3 separate regions of the Mus musculus genome follow, and all the other regions are linked to region 2. A link is a loop called in an ENCODE intact Hi-C map of the cell type or tissue named here. Cell type or tissue: heart. All regions are shown on one strand.

Region 1 (8,000 bases), 420 kb before region 2:
TCATTAAAAGGGTGAGTGAAGAGAGAGTCACAAAGTCTCTAGTTCAAGAGCAACCTGCATGTTTACAAGTAGATCAAAGAAAGTTCTATCATTCAACACATTTACTGTTATCTGTTACTTTGTACAGGTATGATGAGGACTAAGGCTACTGGAGCAAGGAATTCTCTGAATGGTCCTCATTACCTTATTACTTGACAGCCCAAAAGACTAAAAGTTTAGTCATTAACGCTCAGGAGTTCACTTGAGGCATCAAGGAGCACTAATTGGCAAGAGCAGAAAGCAAAGTGTTAGTGCCCTGCAGTCTAATCACTGATACTTTTAGTTATTGCATTTTATTTAGTTTTATATGCATGGTATATGGGGATATATACAGTGCTATGGGAGTTTGTGTGTGTATGTGTGTGTATGTTTGTGCGCGCATGCGCGCGTGCGTGCGTGCGTGCGTGCGTGCGTGCGTGCGTGCGTGCGTGCGTGTGTGTGTGTGTGTGTGTGTGTGTGTTCGTGCATGCATATATGTACATATTTATAGAAGACAGAGGATAACCTTGAGTGTCTTCTTCAATGACTTGTTCACTTTCTTTTCTGACACAAGGTCACACTGGAGTGGAGCTCAATTCTGCTAGGCTGGCTGGCAATTAGCTTCAGATATCTGCCCTTTCTATCTGCCCAGTGCTGGGATTATGCCACTACGCTGAGCTTTTCTGTGGGTGCTGGGTATCTGACCTCCTCCTCATGTTTGTGTAGCAAGCACTTTTCCAACTGAACCATCTTCCCATTCCATTACTATTAGGCGTTTTACATACGAAGTTTTAATTTCACGACTTTGTGAGTTGGGAACAAAGCAAACGGGGCACGTGTGTGTTGGTTCACATGCATTTCTGTATGGATACATATGGAGGCCAGTGTGCAGTTCCTGGTGCCGTTCGCCTTGCTTGCTAGGTTTTGACTTTGAGGTAGGCTCTTTCCCTGGCCTGTAGGTCCCGGTGTCTTTTTAGCTCTGCCTCTCCAGTGCTAGGATTACCAGCACATATAGCTATGCTCAATTTTGTTTTTTATGTGAGTTTTGAGGACGGAATACAGTTCCTCTTGTACAGGTAAGTACTTTCCTGACTGAGCCATCTCTCCAGACTCATTACAAAGTTTAAATTTTTTAAAAGGCTAAGTTTTACATTTATAAGCACAGAAACACACATACATAGATAGACGATAGATATAGAAAACTATGACCCCTACCAGTACTTGTCAATTCCAAAGCTTTGTGTGTGTGTGTGTGTGTGTGTGTGTGTGTGTGTGTGAGAGAGAGAGACTACAGAGTATTCAAGGTTAGAAAAGAGCTTTTAATATTTGTCAAGTGTTCTGTTAGAGAAAATAAATAATGATTCACATCTCAGAACATCAGTTCAGCAATTCCACAAGTCTCTGATAACCAAAAAGATTGAAGAAATCAATTGATATTAGAAATAAAAAATTTTAGAGAGATTAAAGTGATTGAAAGTATGAACACTCTATATAAAGCAAGACCGTTGAGAAGTTGGTAGGCTCTCTACATTGTGCTCTCCCCTTCCCATCATGCTCTTGGCCTTCCTGCACTTTTCTGTGTCCTTATTAAACTGCCGCAGTAGCCTGAGTGTGAGCGTCTGGTATATGCATGGAAAACAGCATTTACGATTTGGCAAAACCAGGAATCCAAGCCCTGTGTGTTTTAGCCACTATTTGAGTAAGGTGTAAGTGCTGACAGAAATCCTTCCTTGTAATGAATCCACCTTAATAGTGGCAACAGTGAGAGTACTGCCTGACAGAAATTTAATAAATCCTGTCACATGTGGAGAGAACACGATTAAAATGCCAAGTGAACAAGTAGTAAAACAAGCCACCATGCCCCGAGTCCTGCAGAGCAGCTCACCTCAGCCCTCCCTTTGCGCTGCTCTGCGTTCTGGTGTATGATGAAACTAGGATGTCCCCCCTACCCCACCCCATCCCCTCGCTTGTAGTCAGTCTCTCTCTCTCTCTCTCTCTCTCTCTCTCTCTCTCTCTCTCTCTCTGTTATATGCAGAAAAACCTCAAAAACATAATGGAGAATTCTAGAAGCCACAAAACAAGCTTTTAAACTCTCAAGCAAGTGAGCTTTCTGCTTCATGCACTGTGATAGCATAACACAATTCCATGAGATAGTTCTGTTTGAAAAGCCCAAGAATATCTACACACAGTTTCGGGAAAACAAGATGCCATTGGGCCTTGTCTGCAACCCCTCAGGCCTCCCGGCCAATCAGCACGAACTCATCTTTAGTTCTTGGGGCAAAGTTTCACACTTGCCACTTCTCAGTTTTAAGGTGTTGCTCTCAACTCAGAAACTGAGATAAAAACATTTCTCCCAGTGTAAGTGTCTCAGACTGTCCCCACCTCTGTCCTAGAGGTGCTAAGCTGATGGAATGCTCATACATACAACCAAGGCTAGGGCGGCCAAGGCATGGATTACGGTCGTATGGTGGGATGAGGGCAATGAATGGCTGACCTTGATGCATCAGAGCCTGAATCTTTTAACATTGAATCACTTCGTTTTTATCCTTAGGAAACTAGGATCGCTTTCATTTGGTCTAAAGGACTTTTTACTATTTTCCAGGACTTGTAGGCAACCCGTAATCCATATGACAAAAAAAACAACAGCCACTTAAACAAAATAAGTAACAATGGATGAATAAAGTTTTTAACAAGCACTGAAAATTTATCATGAGCTCCTCCCCCCCACCCCAAAAACTAAGAAAGCTGTCTTCATACTGAAAAAGAAGACAGCTCTCGGAGTTTCATATGTTGGTTTTCCCAACTTGCTAATTGTTTTCTTGATCAGTGGTGATAAGGCCCACAAAAATCATCACATTGCTGCGATGACTAATTCTACAAGCATTCTCAAATAAAGCCAATTGACCATTAAACTGCTGCCAACTGTGGCCTATTTCTTAACTGATAGACAGCCCAAGAAAGCTCTCTGGTCACAAACATACACGCTAAAATCTGGCGGGGGGTGGGGGGGAGAGGGGGGAATGTTGAGGGGGGAATCAATTGACACACACTGCCCTTTTTTGGTAGATTTGCAAGTTCTTCTTTCTTTCTTTTTTATTTTTAAATTCAAAGGCCATGAATGCAGATAGCTTTCCAGTTGTCCTTGTGTTTCCTGACTGAAAGGACTCTTTAAGCACCCTCAACATGCTCAGACTAGTAGCTGAAACAATTCCATCTTTTCAACCCCTGATCGCAACCCTTCTAAGATTTTGATGAGCTACACACATGGAGCAGATTTTTAAGTAATAGTGGCCCTTCAGTTTCTGAAGTCCTTTCAGAGCACAAACACAGTGCGTGCACTTTGCTTGCAGGGCTCTGCTCATTTGCAGGAAAACCATATTTTGCACCACATCCTCACATATTGATATGTTGAGGAAATAAACAGCTAACATCACTTCCCATCCATCTGCTAAGCTTGTTAGAAAGATGAACACCCAGTATTCAGATGTTTTTCGCTCAGGTTTGAAATTCCACGCTCAGCATAATTTGCTTTTACTTTGAAAGACAAATTTTAATCCAATTAGATGGAATTCACCTCTTCTCTTAAAAAACTAACAATAGTACTAAAGTAGAAAAGCCAGCCATGTTGAATATTGTCTAGATAGTTCTACCACCGGGCTGCTGTAGAGACTCTTAACAAAAGACAGTTTGCTCGATTTTGCTACTTAAAAAATATCAGTTACTGCTCATTTACTGATGATGTAAATCAAAGTCCCGGAAGAAATAATCTATCATTCCTAACAAACTGTTTTCAAAAGATCTTTATACTCATCCATCAGTACCCAGAATTACACAAGCTCTGCCTGAGTTGCAAATATTTTAAAAGCTTGAAGCAAAGCAATAAAAGTCAATTAAACAAGCAAATCTCTGGCAGTCGTGGTACCCACTGGAAACTGAGCCAAATGCCGTTGTGCAAAGGCATTGGGAACAGAAAGGGCATGAGACCCCAGGCTTGTCTCTTCCCAGTGTTTCTGCCTTGCCTTTGCCTTCTAATTAAAATGACAGCTCTTCAGGGAGCAACATGTCCTTCTCCCTGCCTTTCATATGCTCTACATATCATAAAGGATTGATGATCTTACAAACTACATTTCAGGGAGCAAGACAACAGCAATGAACAATAATGCTGTTTTATTAACAGGTAGGCACACAGCTGAGAACTTCTAAGTTATATGAAATATAAATCATTGAGAGAGCCTGAACAGTAAACTAAAAGTACTTTAGTAATGTCAGCTTTAATTTCTTTTATATGCTATACTAGGAGGATTCCATTATATCTATTTCCCCCAGTGGTAAGGACCAAACCCAGGGTTCTGCATATGTTGGGTAAATATATCCCCAGCCCAATATACATATATTAATAATCCTTTGGTTTTAATATTAAAATGAAGAATCTTAGGAGAGTCAATACAAACTAACCTACCTCTTTTAAAACTCAAATTTATCAGACTTTGTCAAGGGGCCACAGCTCCTGAAAGTAGGAAATAATTGCAGCAGTCATGGTGCTGTCCCAGTGAAGCAGCAAAGGTGGTAGAAAAACAGAATTTGGAGCAGGAGAGGTTTCTAAAGGGGGTCTGTTGCCCAGCGCTTCTCAAACTGTGATATGCACCCAGATCTCGAGGGGTTGCCATTGAACTGACTCTGAACTGCAGGTCTACCATGAAGCCCACAACTGCATTTCCAACCAGTTCCATGGGAGCTACTGTTGCTTCTTGCCCAACTACATCTTAAGCAGCCAGTGTCTATAGCTCATCCCCTAGGATTTTAAATTTTCACAATGTAAAACTTCTACCTATGAAAAATGTGGTTACAGCAACAACAAAAGAAAGAAAGAAAGAAAGAAAGAAAGAGAGAGAGAGAGAGAAAGAGAGAGAGAGAGAGAAAGAAAGAAAGAAAGAAAGAAAGAAAGAAAAAGAAAGACAGACAGACAGACAGACAGACAGACAGAAAGAAAGAAAGAAAGAAAGAAAGAAAGAAAGAAAGAAAGAAAGAGAAAGAGAGAGAGAAAGAAAGATCCTAACATTATTCCTATAAGGAAATAGAAACCATATTGAAGTAACAAGAAACACGTGAGTTTTACACATCCAAATGTAAACTATTCTAAATTAAGATATTTATTATCTGCAAGTCAATGCCACATGAACAACCAATGATAACAGATTTAAGAGAAAAAGAACTAGGCTTACTACTTTCAGTCATTGGAGTCTTACCTTTCCCCCAATCTAGTCAAAGAGAACCTTTACCTTATTGCTAGACTCTATGGCCTCTTGTTTCCTGAGAGATCTTGCTGCCAGCAACCTCTTACTCGCCTGTCCCTTCACCTGTTCCTTCCTCCCCCTCCTCCCCTTCAAGCTCTATACCCTCCCTAAAGGAATTTTTTCCTAAATATTCTTAATTGAAACATGATGACATCATTTCCCTCCCAAGTATTCTCCCTTTAATCCCTCACAAGCTCCCCCTCTCTAATCACAATTTGATAGCCCTTTGTCGCTTATCATTATTATTGTTAGATACAAATCTAATAATACAGCCAGCTGAGGCTATTGTTGCTTGTGTGTATATGGTTTCAGAGCAAGGCTCTTTGCATTAGAAAACCAATAAAGATCTTCCCTGGGAGAAGCTAGTATGCCTTCCTCCAGCTGTGTGATATTAGTTCTTGCAGTTCTTTGTCTAAAGTTGGGACCCAGCGAAAATTTCCCCTTTCTCATTAATATGTCTATTGATGTTCCCATTGTTCTGGTCTTGTTTATTTAGCCATTTCTACAAGAGACTGTTTCACAGAAGACAACCTGGTAATCTGACTCTTAAAATCTTCCAGCCTCCTTTTCCCTGATGTTCCCCAAACCATAAATACAGAAGCTGTGGTGCAGATGTATCCACTGGGGCTAGGATCCCATGATCTGTTGATTTCTACATTGTGTCCAGTTATAGTTTGCTGTGATAGTTTGCTGTATGGAGAGGCTTATCTGATGGGGGGTAGTAGCTACATTTACCTATGGGTATAAGGATAAGATTTACAATATAGGACAGAATATGCTGCTCTAGCAAGTGATAGTAGCAGCTATTTTGCTAATGTCCATTAGCTTCCTATCCCAGGAAAGCTAGTTAGTTTTTCAGTATCATGAGTGACATCTCTCTTGTTGAGTGGCCTTGAAGTTCAATTAGACAGCTGGTGACTGACATTTGTGTGCCAATCAGTGTGCCTTCGTGGGTATCTTGCCATGCTGGTCATTGTTAAGGTTCATAGGTGTTACAGTTCAGCAGGCCTCTTTATTGCTTCCCTCTCTTGGAAGCCTTGATCGTATTTCATAGAAGCTAGAACACAGAGAAGAGGCTTTCAACTCAGAGCCACCTTGAATCATCAAGTCTTATACATTAAATGATTGGTGTCTTCAGCAATGGGGGTCCAACTCCTGAGAGACAACAAAGAGTTACTGTCCATATTCTGTTTTGTTTTGGAATTCAGTTAGACTACCCTGGCCAACTCTCCAAAAGGAAGTTTATGTTGCCTGATACTAGGTGTTTTGTTAGTACGTGGTTCTTGTGGGAACACTGTCAACTTATTTATCCTTTACTTGAATACCATAGCTTGAATACCAGATAGCCCCTAGCCTCCCACCTATAGCAAAGGTCTTTTCTCAGCTAAGGTCTTCCTTTATCCTTCTCTATTGCATGTCTCTTAGCACTGTCATCTATTTGGTTGTGTTATCCCATCTACAACAGCTCCTAGCTTTTCCTGTTTTGTTTTCCAAAATCCAGGAGTCCAACCTCATTTTTTTTTTTTAAAATTAAGATTGGGACTTGTTTGCCCATCTCTGTACCAGAAATCTACTTCTATCAAATAACTCTGAGTCTGTCTGTTCTTTTCTTGTGAATTACTGTACTCTGAAAACAAAATGCACAAACATCTCCACCTCACACAGCAGATGAGGCCTGTGGCAAGCTGGTCCCAGATTATCACCTTCATCTCTTTTTCCCCACTGTCAAACCACATCCACACAGCGTTTCTTAAGCACCATTTATCAGCTCATCAGTCACCAAAGACACCAGGCCACGTCATACCTCTGCCTCAGCATGTCTTGATCTCTCTTCCTAGAACAGTCTTCCTCTTCAACGCCTCTTGCAAGATCCATCCCAGTCCCATGTGAAGCTTTTCTGCTGAAGTTAGGGGTCCCCTCCTCTCTAAAATTCCTATAAGTCCTCACTTTTTATCTGTCTCTAGGCACATACCAAACCAGAGCATCTTACAAGCAATCTTTCTCTGCTTGAGCTCAGCCCCCTGGCCTTGCTCTTCTTCCTGCTACCAGTGCCAAGCACAATGTCTGGACTAGAACAGACATTCAGTAAATACTTACTGAATACATGAATGAATGTAAAACAGAAACTAATACTGAAGATGACAAATAACTATAACCCATTCAGTGGGGCATAGGTATTCAAGGGAGGAAAATTTACCATAAAAGTAAATGTGAAAATGTATAGCTACGACACCCAAACAGACATTCAAAAACAGAGTTCTCTAGAAGAAAGTGTGGTGGGGGAGAGGTTCTTAAAGAGCCTGTCACTCTTAGATGAGGGGGATGGGGCTGAGGAGAAGGAAGAGAAATCTGTTAGTGGTGGAGACAGTTGTATGTTATATTTACTGAGGTGGCCATCCTAGTTAGGGCAAGCAGCAGTAGTTTTAAAGATAAATAATTAACAAAATGGTGTGTGAGGACTAGGAGAGTGGGAAGAACTTGAGGTGGATATCAAAAAGGAAACACTCACTTGGCTATGGCTAAGGACTATGGGTAGAATACAAAAAATTACCATTTCAGTCGGGTTGTTAATATTCTATTGATGTCACTTTGGGGCAACACAAAGTGAGATCTTTCCAGTTATATCTCTACACCCTTTCACTCATAAACGCTTGAAGATCATTTCCATCTAGCCAAATTCCATCTTGC
Region 2 (8,000 bases):
TACCTCATGTCCTTTTCCTTTATTCCTTGCTGTGCCACTGCTTTAAAACCCTTTTCTTCTAATTTGAAATAGTAGAAGTAGAAAAGCTCATTTGTTAATGAAGTAGTACTGTGGGCTGTCTTTCTGGTTTTGGCGCTCGCATACCTGCTCTCAGTCCTGCACTGAGCATCTGTTTAGTACTTGTACAGGATGCTCTCGGTTTGCTCTCTTGGAGCTCACAGTTACAAGTAAAGATGAAAACAAACCAGCTGCTTATTGAGCTTTGCTACTTGGAAATGAAGGTGAAGAGGTTCTGCAGGGAGTGGTAGGGAGGACAGATCTGATTGGCATTCCGCACTCCCACACGGCATTTGAGGTGTTGACCAGTGTTAAAACGCTCAGTAAATGTCAGCTGTCATTGGCCTTTCTGTCACAGCTTCAGAACTGACCAGAAGGAGTGACTTTCATAGAAAGTGCTACTGCTGTAATACTCTAAAATACCTGTTCTATCGAGTTCATTTTATTGATGAGAAAAGGTAAAATGACCTGACTTACAATCCCGATCCAAGTGGGATTTACTCAGGAGTTACTGTCCACTGGTTGAACAGCTTATTTTCAAATAAGTAATTTGATGGAGTCCATAGAAAACTAAATTAAGAAAAATTAATTAGAGTTTACTGTTTCATCCTGAATAGAGGTTTTATTTGTGCTTATACAGCCTGGTGGTGAAATAATTTTCGCATACCAGAATTTATTTCTATGTACACATACTCATTTTCATTTTTCATCTTCACTTAGAGGTTATAAACATTAAATTAGATAAAGGTAAGCTTTCTTTATAGCTAGTCATAACCCTCAGCTTTTGAACAGCTACTAAGAGGAGACTGTGCTTTCTCTGTATCTCCTGGAGACTTTCCACCCTCGTGCTGGCAACCCTGTGCTGCTAACTGATTAGGGAATCTTTTCAGAGTCCTTATTTTTATCCACAGTGCATTTTTTATTTGTTTGTTTTGGGGAAAAGTAAGGAGAGAAACTATGAAGAAACTTGGGATCTAATTAACAGAGTCATGGCTGACCCATATGACAGCATCAGATTTATTCATCTATTAATCTATGCCTTTTTTCTAGTTCAGAAACTTTTTTTCTGAAGTTACTGTCTTATCCTCTATGGATTTTATTTCTGTTCTTGTTTGTTTATATTTATATGTTTGTCTAAGAAATGAAGACTTGTGATATTTCTAAGAATATATGATAACTAAATGTCTAAGAGAAGATACATTCAGAATTTGTCAGTTTTCACATAGTATGCACACTTGATAGTCATAAGAAAACATTGTTATTGTGGTGTCAAAATAAATACAATTGGAAACTAGTTATCTAGCTAGCTAGATACACTTAAGATATTTTCTCTCTCTCTCTTTCTCTCTGTCTGTCTCTCTGTATGTGTGTGGGTTGGGATTAAAGGAGTTTGTAGTCCATGTTATGTGTGTATTTATTAGTAGTACATACAAGTCTGTAGTTTAGAACGATTTACTTGAATTTTAGATGTGCATAGCTAACCTCCTACCAAATCGTTCCACCTGGACATGTCTTAGTACTTCCCATTCAAGGATAACGATTGCTGTTTCCAAATCTGGTTTTCAATAAATGTAGCACTTATATGTGTGAATATGTAATTGAAAATCTAGGATGTGTCCCAGTATTGATTTTCAGTCCCTCTACTGCGTTATTTATCTATTTTCTTCGGGGTGCTCTCCTCACGGAAAAACTAGCCAGTTTATTTAAGTGAGGTTGTTTTACAGATACTTAACAAGATAGTGACTTCTTTCTACTGCTTTTACTCTTTAATCATACATTTGTTAGTGCAAACCATTAATAGTCTATCTGCTGTGAAGTTCATAAGAGCCTGAGTAGTTAGTATTTGACATGAACAGTATAGTCAGTAAACATTGTTTGAATGAGTGGATAAATGAATGGGTGAATAAAGTTTTATATTTTCTGATGTTTGACAGTAATTTCATTCCTTCATGATAAGCAGCAAGTCTCTTTCTAATCTGGAAACCTAATTCTTGGCATTAAGGTACTGATTTGATTTTTAGTTACATACAGTTTCAGTGCTGAGTACTCAAAGCCACCATTTCCATTTTGGGAATACAGTTGTATCTATTTGTATAGTCAGTGATCTCTTTTGGCTGTTTTGACTATATACTGTAACTATTTCTACTTTGAAAAAGCATGCCCTTGGTTCCTCTTATTACTTTGTATCTTTTTGTTCTAATGTTCTTTTATTGAGAAGTATATCTAAAAAAAACCTATACTTAAAAAATCTGTTTTAGTTATTTTAATTCTTTTGCTTTTGTCTTGCCCATTTTTAGCACAAAAAGGTTTGGTTTTGTCTTCATTCGTTTTTGTGTTGGATGTTTTATAGCTTACTCTCTCCATTAGTTAGGAAGTTTCCTGAATAGGCATAATACTTTCTAAGATTAAGAGTAACATTTGCTTGCACTGACATTGTGAGCTCTGAAAGTTCTTGTGTGTAAACAAGATCCCAGTAATTATTGTGCCTTCGCATTCCCTGTGAAAGAGAGGTTCTCTCATGGTATGGAAGTATTAAGCTGTTTTTTTGATGGATAATGAATAGCCTTGGATGATATCAAGCAAACAACCACTATAGAAAAGTGAATTGTCATTTCTTTTTGTCAGGTAGTGTTCTCTGTAGAAATAGTGGCAGCGGGGGAACGTGTCATCTGTTGGAGTTTTCAAGCTCCCTAGCAGTGGCTAACATGTATTTTGCTTTATTTAAAATTCAGGCAGTTATCTCTTTTGTGGTGACTTGTTCTCTTTTACTACCTGACTATCCTCAGACTGAGAAATGTGCCTATATACTTATTTCCAAGGGACTACTACTTATTCAGTTGTTACATACTTCCTAAATTTAAAGTTGTTATAGTACCGGAATTATAGTTTGAACTGCTAACAATTGCTTAATTCAGACTGTGGACTAAGTCATTTAAACTCTGTTCTGTCAGGGTATATTTTGATTTATTCATGTTGCTACAGCTGGACAGGGAGGTTTGTAACAGAGCTAGTTTATCACCAGGTTTTATTTAATTCTGGCCATCGTTCTTTGTGTTTTCTTCCTGGTTTGTCTTTCCTGAGCACACACATAGCATTATTCTGTGTTTCACCTAGTACATTCCAAAAATGTGAGTGAGATAATTTACTCACTGGAAGTAGGAAATTTCAGAGGGTCTTATGAAAACTGTTAAAAAAAACCAAACAAACCAAAAAACCCAAAACAAAACCCCAAACCACCACCACCACAACAAAAAACAACAAACAAAAACTCAAAACAAAACAAAACCCCAAAACAACAACCAAAAAACCTCCAAAATAACACAACAACACAAAATAAAACAAAGCAGACAAACCCTAGAACTGGAAAGACATCACAGCTCACAAAAGCCTAAGTTTGATCCTTAGAACACACATGGAAGGAAGGGAATAGAAAAATTGCCAACCACACAGGCAGCCAGGCTGGGTTGATGATGCATGTTTGCAACCCCAGCACAAAAAGAGTTGTGGCAGGTGCATTCCTGGGGCTTGCTGGCCAGCCTAGCTTGCTTGGAGAGTTCCAGGTCACTTGGAAATGGCACTTTTGGAATGACACCTGAGGTGGCTCCCTAACCTTCATGCACACACTCATAAAAGCTCTTAGAATCCCTGGTCTGAGAGAGCTGGATTTCCTCAGGGCTTTGTTTTCTGGTATTTGTTAAAGGCAATACTGCCCTCTGCTGTTCAGAATCTAATTGCAGCTCCTGTTCCCCAGAATTGCCTGTTTAACCACTCACACTTTAGACTTTCAAATCTTTACAAGTAATATGTAATATCTAAAATTTATTTTACTTGCTGGCTTGAGCCCATTGTATCAGGTAATTTTGGGTTATTTTTACATCCAAATTTATTTACTGCCACCCTAATAGGTGTAATTTAAGGATTTTTCCTTATATTTTTTAAAATAACACTTTCCTCTGGTTATAAGGAATGAGTTTTTCATTTTTATCTTAAGAATACAGTCTGCTGAATCACTGTCAACTCTTAAAAAGCTAAATCATTCTTTCACCTTTGTAACTGATGTGTCATTTTTCATTTCATTCTGAATACGAATCGTAATTTCTTTTGCCTGTGTTTTTTCTTCACAAGCACGCCTTTCATATAATGATAGAGGTAAGACGCATTGCTGTTTGTTTCATGGTTGTGAAAGCTTCTGTGGATGCACAGCAGCCATTTGTCCTTACAGTCGTGTTATTGTTGCTTTACTTTGCATCCCTTATAGTTTATCTACATTTTTGTTATAAAAGTCCTCTCTTTTGTATCCAAATATTATTCATTTGACATAGTAAAAACATTTGGTTTTGAAGAATTGTTAGCAGTATTTATGCTTATCTAAGGTTTCTTCTGATTGGAAGATAAAACCTAATGAGGGCATTAGCCCTAGGAACCCAGTAGTTCTTTAAATGTCAGCCTTACTCATTTAAATAAGAGATAACTTTCTGGTTTAGCTCATTATCTTTTAACTTAAAATCTATATTTTCCAATGTCATCTCTAGCTAATGAATTAGCTGCATAAATAACACCTTTGACAAATCTGTTGCTGCCTTGAAGGATAGGGCTGTTTGTATTAGTATGTAGAAGTATCTCAGGAATAAGCAGACTTGATGACAGATGGCTTTGCTAACCCCTTTAAAGAGTAGCCCAGAATGGGTATACTAATGCCACGGTGTAGGGGCTTTGGACAGTCAGACTTTACCAGTAACTGCAATTTCAGCATACATTCTTATGTCTTGAGAAGGAATGCACAGTCAGAGCCATTTCTGATGTGTGTCTTCTAAGTTTTATATATTGAATGGTTGTTGAAACAGCACTGGGAACTCGAGGGAAGATTTTCAGAAATTCTGTAGTCCTTGGAATTGCTATCTTCCAAGTGTTTCTGTGCATCACGGCAAAGCTGTGCTTCACGGATGCCATGAGTTACAGAGTTTAAGTTCCCTTTTGTTGCCTTGGGGTTTACATGTTTAATGATAGAAGTCTTAGGTGTTCTGAATACATTACTATTCTGATACTAATAAACTGAGAATAATTTCTAATATACCTTATACAATAATTAAAACTTAGATTTTAGAGATACATTTAAAACTTCATTCTAATCACTTCTTGTTAAGAAAACAAAAAGCTATATCAATGATTGGTATTTTGTATTGTGTAGTTATTTTTATTATGAAGCTGAGTTTTAAGCCCACTCTTAGGTATCCATGAATATAAAACTATAATAAGAGTACATCATCATTGGCAAGAGTGAGCCTTTGCAGATCTCTTTCTTCCTTTTTGAATATTGGCCAGTGTTTTGCTTTTTTATTTAAATTTTTTATACTGTTAAGAAAATTTGACAGTTGTATGTTTTGTAGCAATTAATAGAAAAATTCTGAGTAAATTGTAATATCAAATGTTGATCCCAGATTTCTCTCTGAGACGAAAGTATGTTACTAAGGGAAGCCCTGTAATCCTATAGGACCTTTGAAGTTTATCTTTCTATCTAGAAGACATTTAATATACTTTGAACTCCCTGTTGTATTATTAATCTGAGCTATTGAAGACATGACCTCAATCCTGTTTCATGTCTGTAGCTGTGCAATTCTGAACACAGTAGATGTGTGTGTTCTCTCTAGAGACACTATTGCTCAGTGGCTTTGTTGTCCTTTTTTCTCTGTTCAGTTATCTGAAGATTGTAGTATTGCTGCTTTGAAAAATTGATTATTGCCATTTCTATTTAGTTATTTCTTTATAAACTTATATGTTTATTCTTGGACCTTGCAGACTGTCTAGTTTTCTTTGCCTTTGCTAGATTGGTGTTCGCCTTTTCCTTTCAGTCCCCTCAGTCAGCCTGTCCATGCCAGTAGAATCCTATTACAGGCAGAGGTGGCTGTAGAACGGTAAGGGAGGATCAGCTTCCCATAGCAACTTCCCAGAGAGACAGAGTCACAGTGAGCCTGGCCTTCCTGTAGCGTTTGTAGATAGCCTCTTTGGTCTGTCACTCTGCTAAACGGAAGCACTTTGGCTTTATTAACCTTTTATATTTTTAATTTGAGAAGAACAGCAATTTTTTAGACATTTAAAAACAAACATGACTTCAGAATGAATCACAGGAAGTCTTTCTTCTGCCTTACTTTAAAAAATAGGAGTTTTCAAGCCTTTAAAGGACTACCTACAAGTTGCATTCTTTTTCTATAAAATATTTTGAACTTTTTTTTTTCCCCTGGGGTAATTTTGATGCTTAATTGAAAACTCATAGACTCCCAAACAGACTAGTGACTGGAGGATGCCTATAAGGAGCACTGTAAGTTGTGGAACATTATGAAGATCTAAAAGGGGAGAAGAAAGTTAGGGCAAGATGTACTGATCTTGGATAAAATGTCATCTTTTAGTATCTAAAGTGCTACTGGTAGTCTCTCCTTGCCACAAAAATTTTAGTTCCTTCTCACAAAATGTAAATAAGCACTGAGACATTCCTGATGTGTGTTCTGCTGGCTTCCAGAAGCTTCTTCCATTCTGCGTGAGCTGCAGACGGTAAACTGAGAGGACACTTTAAACAACGGGTTGCTATTCTGTTGGCATTGGGAGTTCTCACTTTTCTTTCTCCTTTATGTAGTTCCCTGGCCCTATTTTAAAGATCCATCATGGTAGCACTCTTGTCTCTTATTCAACATTCTATCTTTCCAACTATGACTACCATTTTTCTAGATTTATTTATACTTTTATTTTTCTTTTCAGTTATTCTTAGAGAATGATTTTTATTTCTGGTCAGTTTGGGGAAATAGCTAAAGAGATGGACTGTTAGTATCTTGAAAAGTAAAAATGAACAAAGATTGTCTATAGAAACCTTTCTCTTTTTTGTTTGTGGTTTTTCTTTTTGTTTTGTTCTTGTTTTTGTTTTTGTTTATTTTGAGACAGGGTTTCTCTGTGTAGCCTTGGCTGTCCTGGAACTCACTCTGTAAACCAGGCTGGCCTCGAACTCAGAAATCCACCTGCCTCTGTCTCCCAGGTGCTGGGATTGAAGGTGTACACCACTGCCTGGCTTTCTCTCTCTTTCTCTCTCTCTCTCTCTCTCTCTCTCTCTCTCTCTCTCTCTCTCTCTCTCTCTCTCTCTCTCTCTCTTTATTTTGAGACAAGGTTTCTCTGGGTAGCTCTCTCTGTCATGGTACTTGCTCTGTAGACCAGAGTGGCCTCAAATTCATAGAGATCTACCTGCCTCTGTCTCCTGAGTGCTGGGATTATATACTTGTTTGAAACGACTGGACATTGTGAAATTAATGAAGAAAAAAGTTAATGTTAGACAGCTACTACAGAAAGTATTAGATTTTGAGATTGTTTTTTTGAGAAATGCTCTTACTTTGCTGTTTTGATACTTTTAAAATCTGTGTCCTTTAAGAGATATAAGCTGAATAAGGCCAATGACATACTATTAAGAGTGTTCTGAAATTCACAGAACATCTTGCGAACATTGGGTAGACTGGCTGCCTACTCTTTTCACCTTCTTTTCCTAAGTAGCAGCAGCACTGATGTTGCTAAACATTGCCTGCTTTGTGGTTCCCACTAATGCCCTAGCATCTAAGTTCTCGCAGGCTGGAAGTTAAAGTCACATTGATGTTATAGTCCCTCATATGCCATGGTTTCTGTTAGAGCATTATTCAGTATAACCACCCTTTTTTCATTTCAGAATCAACGTCTTATTTTCTACTTATTTATAGCATTATTATTATTTATCTCTAGGACCCAGGACCACCCCCACCTTCCCCATTACTAGGGTTGAAGCCATTGCAGCTGTTAGAAGTGAAAGCAAGGGGAAGATTTGGTTGTGTCTGGAAAGCCCAGTTGCTCAATGAATATGTGGCTGTCAAAATATTTCCAATACAGGTATGTTTATTGAAATTCCCTAGTCTATCTACTTCTGTATTTTTAAAGCT
Region 3 (8,000 bases), 880 kb before region 2:
TCAAATAACATCTAGTATTTAGGATTTTACTTATGAATGAGCAACTATAGGGACAAAGAGTGGAATAGAGACTGAAGGAAAGGCCATCCATAGACTGCCCCATCTGGGGATACATCCCACATGCAGACCCTATTGTGGATGTCAAGAAATGCTTGCTGACAAGAGCCTGATACAGCTGTCTCCTGAGAGGCTCTGCCAGATCCTGACCAATACAGATGCAGATAACCTTTGGATTGAGCACTGGGACACCAATGGAGGAGTTACGGGAAGGACTGAAGGAGCTGAAGGGATCTTATCTTGCCATCAATGGGAGGGCAGGCCCTTGGTCCTGTGAAGGCTTCATGCCCCAGTGTAGAGGAATTCTAAGGTGGTGAAGCAGGAGTGGGTAGGTGTGTGGAGGAGCACCCTCAAAGAAGGAGGGTAAAGGGAGTGGGATAGGGGGTTTGTAGAGGGGAAACCAGGAAAGGGGACAACATTTGAAATGTAAACAAATAAAATAGCCCATTAAAAAAAGAAAATAAATATTCACATTTTTATCTAGCCATTTTAGCACTACTTGAGTATCCTACCCATAATATTATGTCTCAAGAATGGCATCACAAGCATAAAGAGCTATTTTGCTTGATAAGCATTAACTCATTGCTTTCCGTACCCTTTTTTACAATTGTAGTTCAGAGTCACCGAACTGCTACATAAGATGACTAATATTCATTTAAAACAAATAAAGCAGAGTTTGCTTTTAGTGCTGTTTACTTGAAATCCAAAAACCAACATTTTCAGCGAAACTAAAATTAATGGTCTCCTATTAATTTATTCATTGTTAACTCATCTTGGAAACCTTTACAAGTATAACAGTATTAAGCAGAACAAAGGGTTATAAATGAAAGCACGCATTTCCTTTCTTTTAAGGAACTTCAATATTTACACGTTAAATATGTTATTAATGTTATTAGTATTGGTTAAATTAGTTCCTTTAGCTATAATACCCCCGCCCCCAATCATCCTATCATCGTTCCTTTCTTCCACATTTCTGGATAAAGCATACCTCTTCATCTATACCAGCAAGGTACCTATGGATCATAGGAAACATAGAGAAGACAGACAGGACTTTCCTAGCTTCTGTGTCATTGTGGAATCCCCACCTGTTCCTTATAAACTACAAAGGAGAACATTCTGACTCTTCTTAAGGTACGATAAACCGCTTACCTCTGCTGAATATTTAATATATGCCCAACCCTCTGCTTGGGACTTGGGGTACACTGGAAAAGGTAATACCATGAGTTCTTACAATAGGATATTTTCATCTACAAGCTGCCAACAAACCAGGCTGCCATCTAAACGTACTATTTACAAGGTGTTTGGATCAGAAAGCCACTGTCTCAAGACTAAGGAATAAAATCTTTGAAGTCTCTCTGAGCCTAATGGAGAAACACCTTCTGGCCAGGAGCTAAATGTTTAGAAACAATTGAAAATAGATCCATTATCATTAGGATAAAACTAACCTGTGCACACATATTAAAGCATAAGAGCACCTCCTCAAGCACACACACACACACACATACGCACACACACACACACACACACACATGAATAATTGGTCCCTAATTGATGAGACTCTTTGGTAAGGATTTGGAGATGTGACCTTGTTAGAGGAAGGGTGCCTCTAGGGAGGGATTTGAGGTTTCAAAAGCCCAGGCCATCTCTAATTCATCCTCTCTCTCTCTCTCTCTCTCTCTCTCTCTCTCTCTCTCTCTCTCTCTCTCTCTCTCTCCTGCCTTCTATTTGCATATAAGTATATGAGATTCCTGTCCCCTTTTTTGGTCTCTTTTCTTTCCATTTCTTGTTTGTTTGTTTATTTGTTTGCTCTTCTTCTACTCCTATGTGTTAGTTTTTGTTGTATCTTAATTTATATTTACTATATTATATTATTTATAATCTCTAAATCATATTTGGTTTCTAATCAGAAACAGAAAGAGTGTTGATCCAGGTATATGTGGAGGTATGGAGGAACTGGTAGGCGTAGAGAAAGGAAAAACTATAATCAGGATATATTATATTAAAAAATTTTAATTTTCAACAAAAGGAAAATCCAAATAAATAAAACACTTAAACTTAGCTATTTCTTCAGCACCATGACTGCCTGCCATGCTGCCTGCCTGCTGCCTGCCTGCCTGCTGCCTGTAATGCTCCCTGACAGGATGGTCATGGACTCAACCTTTGAAACTATTAAGACCAATAAACTTTATTTTATAAGTTGCTTTGGTCATGTGTTTTTGTCTTAGCAACTAAAAAAATAACTAAGGTGGTATCCGTAACGCAGTGATTCTAGAACTAACATTTCCTGGTGCTCGCTGTGTTTCTCTGGATTAGTAAAAAGTGGTAATGACTATACTTAGCTCTTAGACCAAGGTGACGTATGCTGAACAACGGTTTAAAAAGTATAAGTCGACATAAGAAAATAGCCTTCTGGACCTTGTAGAACATTCTCAGGAGACAGTTCCCTGTATTGACTCTAGACAGGGAGTGTGATTCTCTTTGTTAATAGCCCCAACATTACCACAGCAGTTAATTTAAATTGCTTCTCTTTCATTTAAATTTCCTGAAGTTAAAATTCTAGGGGCAGATTCTAACATCAAATTCAGTTTTTGAAAAAGAGAAATACCTTTAAAATTAAATGACATTGTACTTAAAATATAGATGAGACAAAAATCACAAAATTAACATGCCAATAAATTAGTATTTAAAAATAAATAAATAAAGACTGGAATATTCCAATTCTTTGTTTGGCAAATAATGTTTTTTAGAGCCATTGTTCGCTGCTGTGAATAGATATATTGTGTTTTAATTCATTTGCTTTGTAAAATCATAAGACTCTGGGCATGTTTGAATTCACTATAAAACAGCCAATTCCCCAAGCCATTACATTTAGAGACTGTTATTTGATCCAGCTTTCATCCCTTCTACATTGATCTGTGTGGAAGAGCCTGAAGCTTTTGTCTTCCAAAGCCGATTGTAGTTTGCATTGTTTCCATTAGATGGCGCAGGAGATATTTTTAAGCACTCAACAAACAGGAACCTGTGAGATCTCTGTACTTGATCAACTACTATGTAAACATCAGCAATTCAAGCACCTTTGTAGAAGGAATCTGATTCAAAGTGTTTCCAGGGAGGAGTTATTTTATGACTTGTGAACCATCGTTCTTAAATGCACCAATAAGGTGACGCCACATCGCTGGCAATTGAACTCAGTTGTCTCTTGGTTTACAGCCTGATTTCTTTTCAAACCTGGAGAAAATAAACAGTTACAGCAAGTGTTGCAAAACATGTGGGAGGGGCACATTTACAATGAGGAACCGGGCTCGAAGCTAAAGCCCAAACTATATTAATCACACAGTTCTAAACTCTTCCCAGCTGTGCGTAATCACCAGCACTTGTTTGCAGTCCATACGTAGCTATTTTTGGCATTGCTCTCCCAGTCTTTCTACTCACACCGACACTTTTTTTCTTTGACTAATTGAGGGTAATATGTTTTTTAATACTTTGACGAAATGTAAACCTTGTCATGTCTAACTGGCAATGTTCCATGTGCCCATCCTTCTGATCATACATGTATGCATGCCTGCTTTTAGGGCTCCCTATGAGAATTGTATGGCTTTGGGCCTGTTCTGCTATTGTTAACCTTAAGTGTCTAATTTCCGTTTTCCTCTTCTGTAGTAACCTAAACATTGATGACTTCAGTCCAAGCCCCACTTGGAAAACTGTACCTGAGGTAAGCATCAGGCCATGTGGCTTTGCTCACAAGCAGACTGCTTCAAGTATTTCTCCAGCAAATGATGCCATAAGTGAAATGAAAGGGAAGGCAGAGGGGCTAGATTGTGAGTCCTATCTGTCTCCTTTAATGTGATCTATCAGTGATGAAGAGTGAGAGTGGAACTGTTATTTATATGCCACCCCATTACAACAGAAGTGGATGTTTCTAACATGAATCTAGGACTCGAGGTAAAACACCTTGAAGAACAGTCCTGTAAACAGAGTCTTCCTTCAGAGGATGTCGTGGATTCAAAACCGGGCAGAAGTGGTGAATGCCTGTAATCCCAGCACTCGGGAGGCTGAGGCAGGCAGATTTCTGAGTTCGAGGCCAGCCTGGTCTACAGAGTAAGTTCCAGGACAGTCAGGGCAATACAGAGAAACCCTGTCTTGAAAAACTTAAAAGAAAGAAAGAAAGAAAGAAAGAAAGAAAGAAAGAAAGAAAGAAAGAAAGAAAGAAAGAAAGAAAGAAAGAAACCAGAGTTTTGGTGGCTGTTTATGGGATGGATCCCCAGGTGCATCAGTCTCTGGATGGTTCTTCCTTCCAACACAGCTCCAAACTTTGTCTCTGTAACTCCTTCCATGGGTGTTTTGTTCCCCATTCTAAGGAGGAACAAAGTATCCACACTTTGGTTTTCCCTCTTCTTGAGTTTCATGTGTTTTGCAAATTGGATCTTGGGTATTCTAAGTTTCTGGGCTAATATCCACTTATCAGTGAGTACAAATCATGTGAGTTCTTTTGTGATTGGGTTACCTCACTCAGGATGATATCCTCCAGATCCATCCATCCATTTGCCTAAGAATTTCATAAATTTATTGTTTTTAATAGCTGAGTAGTACTCCATTGTGTAAATGTACCACATTTTCTGTATCCATTCCTCTGTTAAGGGACATCTGGGTTTTTTTCCAGCAGACACCGTTGCATATACCAGCAAGATTTTGCTGACAGGACCCTGATATAACTATTTCTTGTAAGGCTATACCAGTGCCTGGCAAATACAGAAGTGGATGCTCACAGTCATCTATTGAATGGAATACAGGGCCCCCAATAGAGGAGCTAGAGAAAGTAACCAAGGAACTAAAGGGGTCTGCAACCCTATAGGAGGAACAACAGTATGAACTAACCAGTACCCCCAGAGCTCGTGTCTCTAGATGCATACGTAGCAGAAGATGGCCTAGTCAGCCATCATTAGGAGGAGAGGCCCTTGGTCTTGTGAAGATCATATGCCCCAGTACAGGGGAATGCCAGGGTCAGGAAGCAGGAGTGGGTAGGTTGGGGAGCAGGGCAGAGGGAGGGTATAGGGGACTTTTGGGATAGCATTTGAAATATAAATGAAGAAAATATCTAATTTTTAAAAAAAAGAAAGAAAGAAACAAGGGGATTGGAAGGTGAGCTCAGGTGGCTTGCTTAACTTGCTAATGAATTGGAAAAGCATGAGCAGTGAACTCTGTGAGGTTTTTATTAAGTGTAAACCTGTGTCTATCAGAAGTCTTTCATGGTAATCCCAATGGCAGATTTCACTTCGCACAATTAACATGGCTTATCAGCTCAAAGAGAGCCAACTGTAACACAAAAAGAAACAAAACCAGCATAAAGAAGGCAATTGTAAAATGTGAGGTTGACTGTGCTGTGGTGGTTTTACACAGGACTCAGGATGGGTTTGGCATGGAGCAGCTGAGTCATCATGTGTGAACTCACACGTAAACCATGGTGACAAGCTTTAGTTGTCCTTGAACTTCATGGCAGAATCGTCTTCTTTGGGTTACCTTACTTGTAGAAATCAGGTACATTGCAAGACAAAGTTATTTCTTCTATATATGACCCAAGGAACCAATCTGGGAGTCAATGACAATGGTGTGTTTTGCCTTTTATATTAAAGTATTTAATGAATACTTGTGTCATTTGAGTTGTAAATTGATGTTCTAGAAGAAAAAGAATGACTCTATGAGTTTAGGATCCCTGGATATTGTGTTTTAAAGCATGACAATGTATACTACACAGAAAAGGAAAAAAAAAAAAACAAAAAACAGAAAACAAAACAATATAGCGTTTACTCCAAAAGAATTCTGGTTTCAGAATCTTTCCAGTCTTTAATTGTCGGCAATGATACTTGAGCATGTTTGGGACTTGTTGGCTTAAAGGCCTGCGGGACAAGAGGTTAAAATGGTTAGGCTGAATGCTATTGATTTATACAAGGATTTCCAATCCAGAAACATAAACAGGTTCTGAGGAAAAGTCTCCTTTCTCTAGAAGACTTCTAATTCTAACTGATGCAATCCCTGTGATAGCAAACAGCAATTGCAATGAGTAGCCAGCCCATTGACCTGGTCTTCTTATGTTCCTGACAAGTGATTTCAATTGGAAAACATCTCACAGTTCCCATTCAAGACTATAGACTATAGGATGAGGAGAGGCATATTAGGGAAACAAAGTTGTTTTTAATTTCTAAAGTAAGCATTTCCCTTTATTTTTGTATTTCTTTCTGTGAGTCAATAATAGTTTATATACATTGTCAGGTCTATCAAAGACAAGCTTTAGTTGTCCTTGAACTTCATGGCAGATTCGTATTCTTTGGGTTACCTTACTTGTAGACATTTGTACATTACTGTTTCTACCAACTATTGAAAAGTAAGGAATCTCTGTGCTAAAGGACTTTTAGCCTAGCATTAAAAAGTAAAGGAATCCTGAGGTAGAAAATCCTAACATACACAACTGTACTATCAGTCAGAATGATTAACGTAATGTTAGGCCACATCTTACTCCCTCCTAATAGTTTATAATTTCAAAGAAATGAATGAGAGCTATGATCCGGGTGTACTTGAATGGACTGGGTACAATGTTTATGTGTAAATATTTGCATTCTTATAAAATGAGTGAAAAAGATTTTGTTATAAAAATATCTCATTTAGTAAAAACAAAAAAACAAACCTTGCTTTGAAATATGCATGTGCCCACATGCACTTTCATATAGTATCCACTATTGGTTCACAGTCTGTGTCACGTAAGCATAACATAGATGGATTCTGTTTAGGGACGAAATGATATTTTTAGAGTCAAATCTTCCTACAAACGTGGACTCTGAACAGGCCAACTTCTTACAGTTGTTATAAGCAGATTACCGAATCCTTGATACAATCTTCCCCCTTCATCTTGGAGCTGACATTGAAAAAAAAATAATAATAACCTTGAAGGAACCTTGAGGGAACTTTGAATCAATATGAAATTGTTTATCTTTGCAGCTTGCTATTTTGCTTAGGACCTGTAGACGTTGGAATGAGAAGGTCCCCTATAGGTTCCAATGTTCAAATGCTTGGTCTCCATTTGGTGACAATGTTTGAGGAGTCTTAGGAGGTACTTTCTTTTTAAAGAGTGTGTGTCACTGGCAATAACTCAGTTTGAGATTTAAAGACTCCCACTATTTGAGTTCCCTCTCTTTGCTTCCTGCTTGTGTTTGAGAGCTGAGCTCTGAGCTGCCTATGCCCTGCTGCCAGATTTCCTGCCATGATAGACTTTAAATTCTAAGACTGATAGTTCATATAACCTCTTCCTTCTATATGTTGCTTTGGTCATGATGTACAGCAATAGAAACTCAAAATTAATACCACACAAGTGGAAGGAACAAGGTGGGTGAATTTTACCACCATGTAAGATTTACTTTGCCCACTCATGAAATCAACTGTGCAGTTCTTGAAAGTTCATATCCTGGTGAATAACATCCTCATACCTACCAATATATGTAAATACAATGCAAATTATGAAAAGATAAAAGATGCTGATGCTTTTCATTTGTTCTGATTTCAGTTCCTAAAACCTCTGTTCTGCAGACTAGGAATCAGTAATAAGGACAACTTTAAAAGAATCTGCCTGCATTTATCTTGTGTTTCTTTTTTGTCAGACAGTACAAAGAAAATTAAGGTTTTTTTCCCCCCTCACTATACATATAATACTCAGAAGTGAAAGCTTAATTAACTTGTCAGGATTATGCCAACTCCTTTCTTGAACTGCTGTATCCACCTTCCCAAATGGTTTGAAAAAAAGAAGAAGAAACCTTCCCAGTACGTTAACTATATAAACTGCACATCCATTGCAATCTTGCCCTCTAATATTTCCTCCCGTCGTTGCTCATGGTTTCCATCCTTCTGAGTGAGCACATGCCTTAACCATTTGTCAAATTTCTAAAGTGCAGAGCCTC

What was found. Hi-C counts contacts between places; a loop is a spot of excess contacts. Peaks named below come from ENCODE experiments on the same cell type or tissue, not always from the same donor. Only the 100,000 strongest peaks of a DNase experiment are listed, where the experiment ranks them.
Region 1: a loop joins it to region 2, with 2.3 times the contacts of the local background. A loop is called at or near these places in 3 of 42 quality-filtered maps.
Region 3: it touches region 2 in a loop (10-fold over the local background); 27 of 42 quality-filtered maps call a loop at or near these places.

Annotation. Positions count from the first base shown.
Region 1 is chr2:48,466,197-48,474,196 of GRCm38, forward strand. No RefSeq gene overlaps it. Among named protein-coding and RNA genes, the nearest start is that of Gm13481, 13 kb to the left of the region's middle. In heart, no CTCF peak of the experiment used is centred here; a DNase peak (open chromatin) is centred at 3,355.
Region 2 is chr2:48,882,492-48,890,491 of GRCm38, forward strand. It overlaps Acvr2a (activin receptor IIA), which reads left to right. Exons shown (of 11, transcript NM_007396.4): 5 at 7,807-7,950. Among named protein-coding and RNA genes, the nearest start is that of Orc4, 63 kb to the right of the region's middle. In heart, a CTCF peak has its summit at 3,782 (motif pointing left); no DNase peak of the experiment used is centred here.
Region 3 is chr2:47,998,945-48,006,944 of GRCm38, forward strand. No RefSeq gene overlaps it. Among named protein-coding and RNA genes, the nearest start is that of Gm52576, 170 kb to the left of the region's middle. In heart, no CTCF peak of the experiment used is centred here; no DNase peak of the experiment used is centred here; H3K27ac peaks cover 438 bases.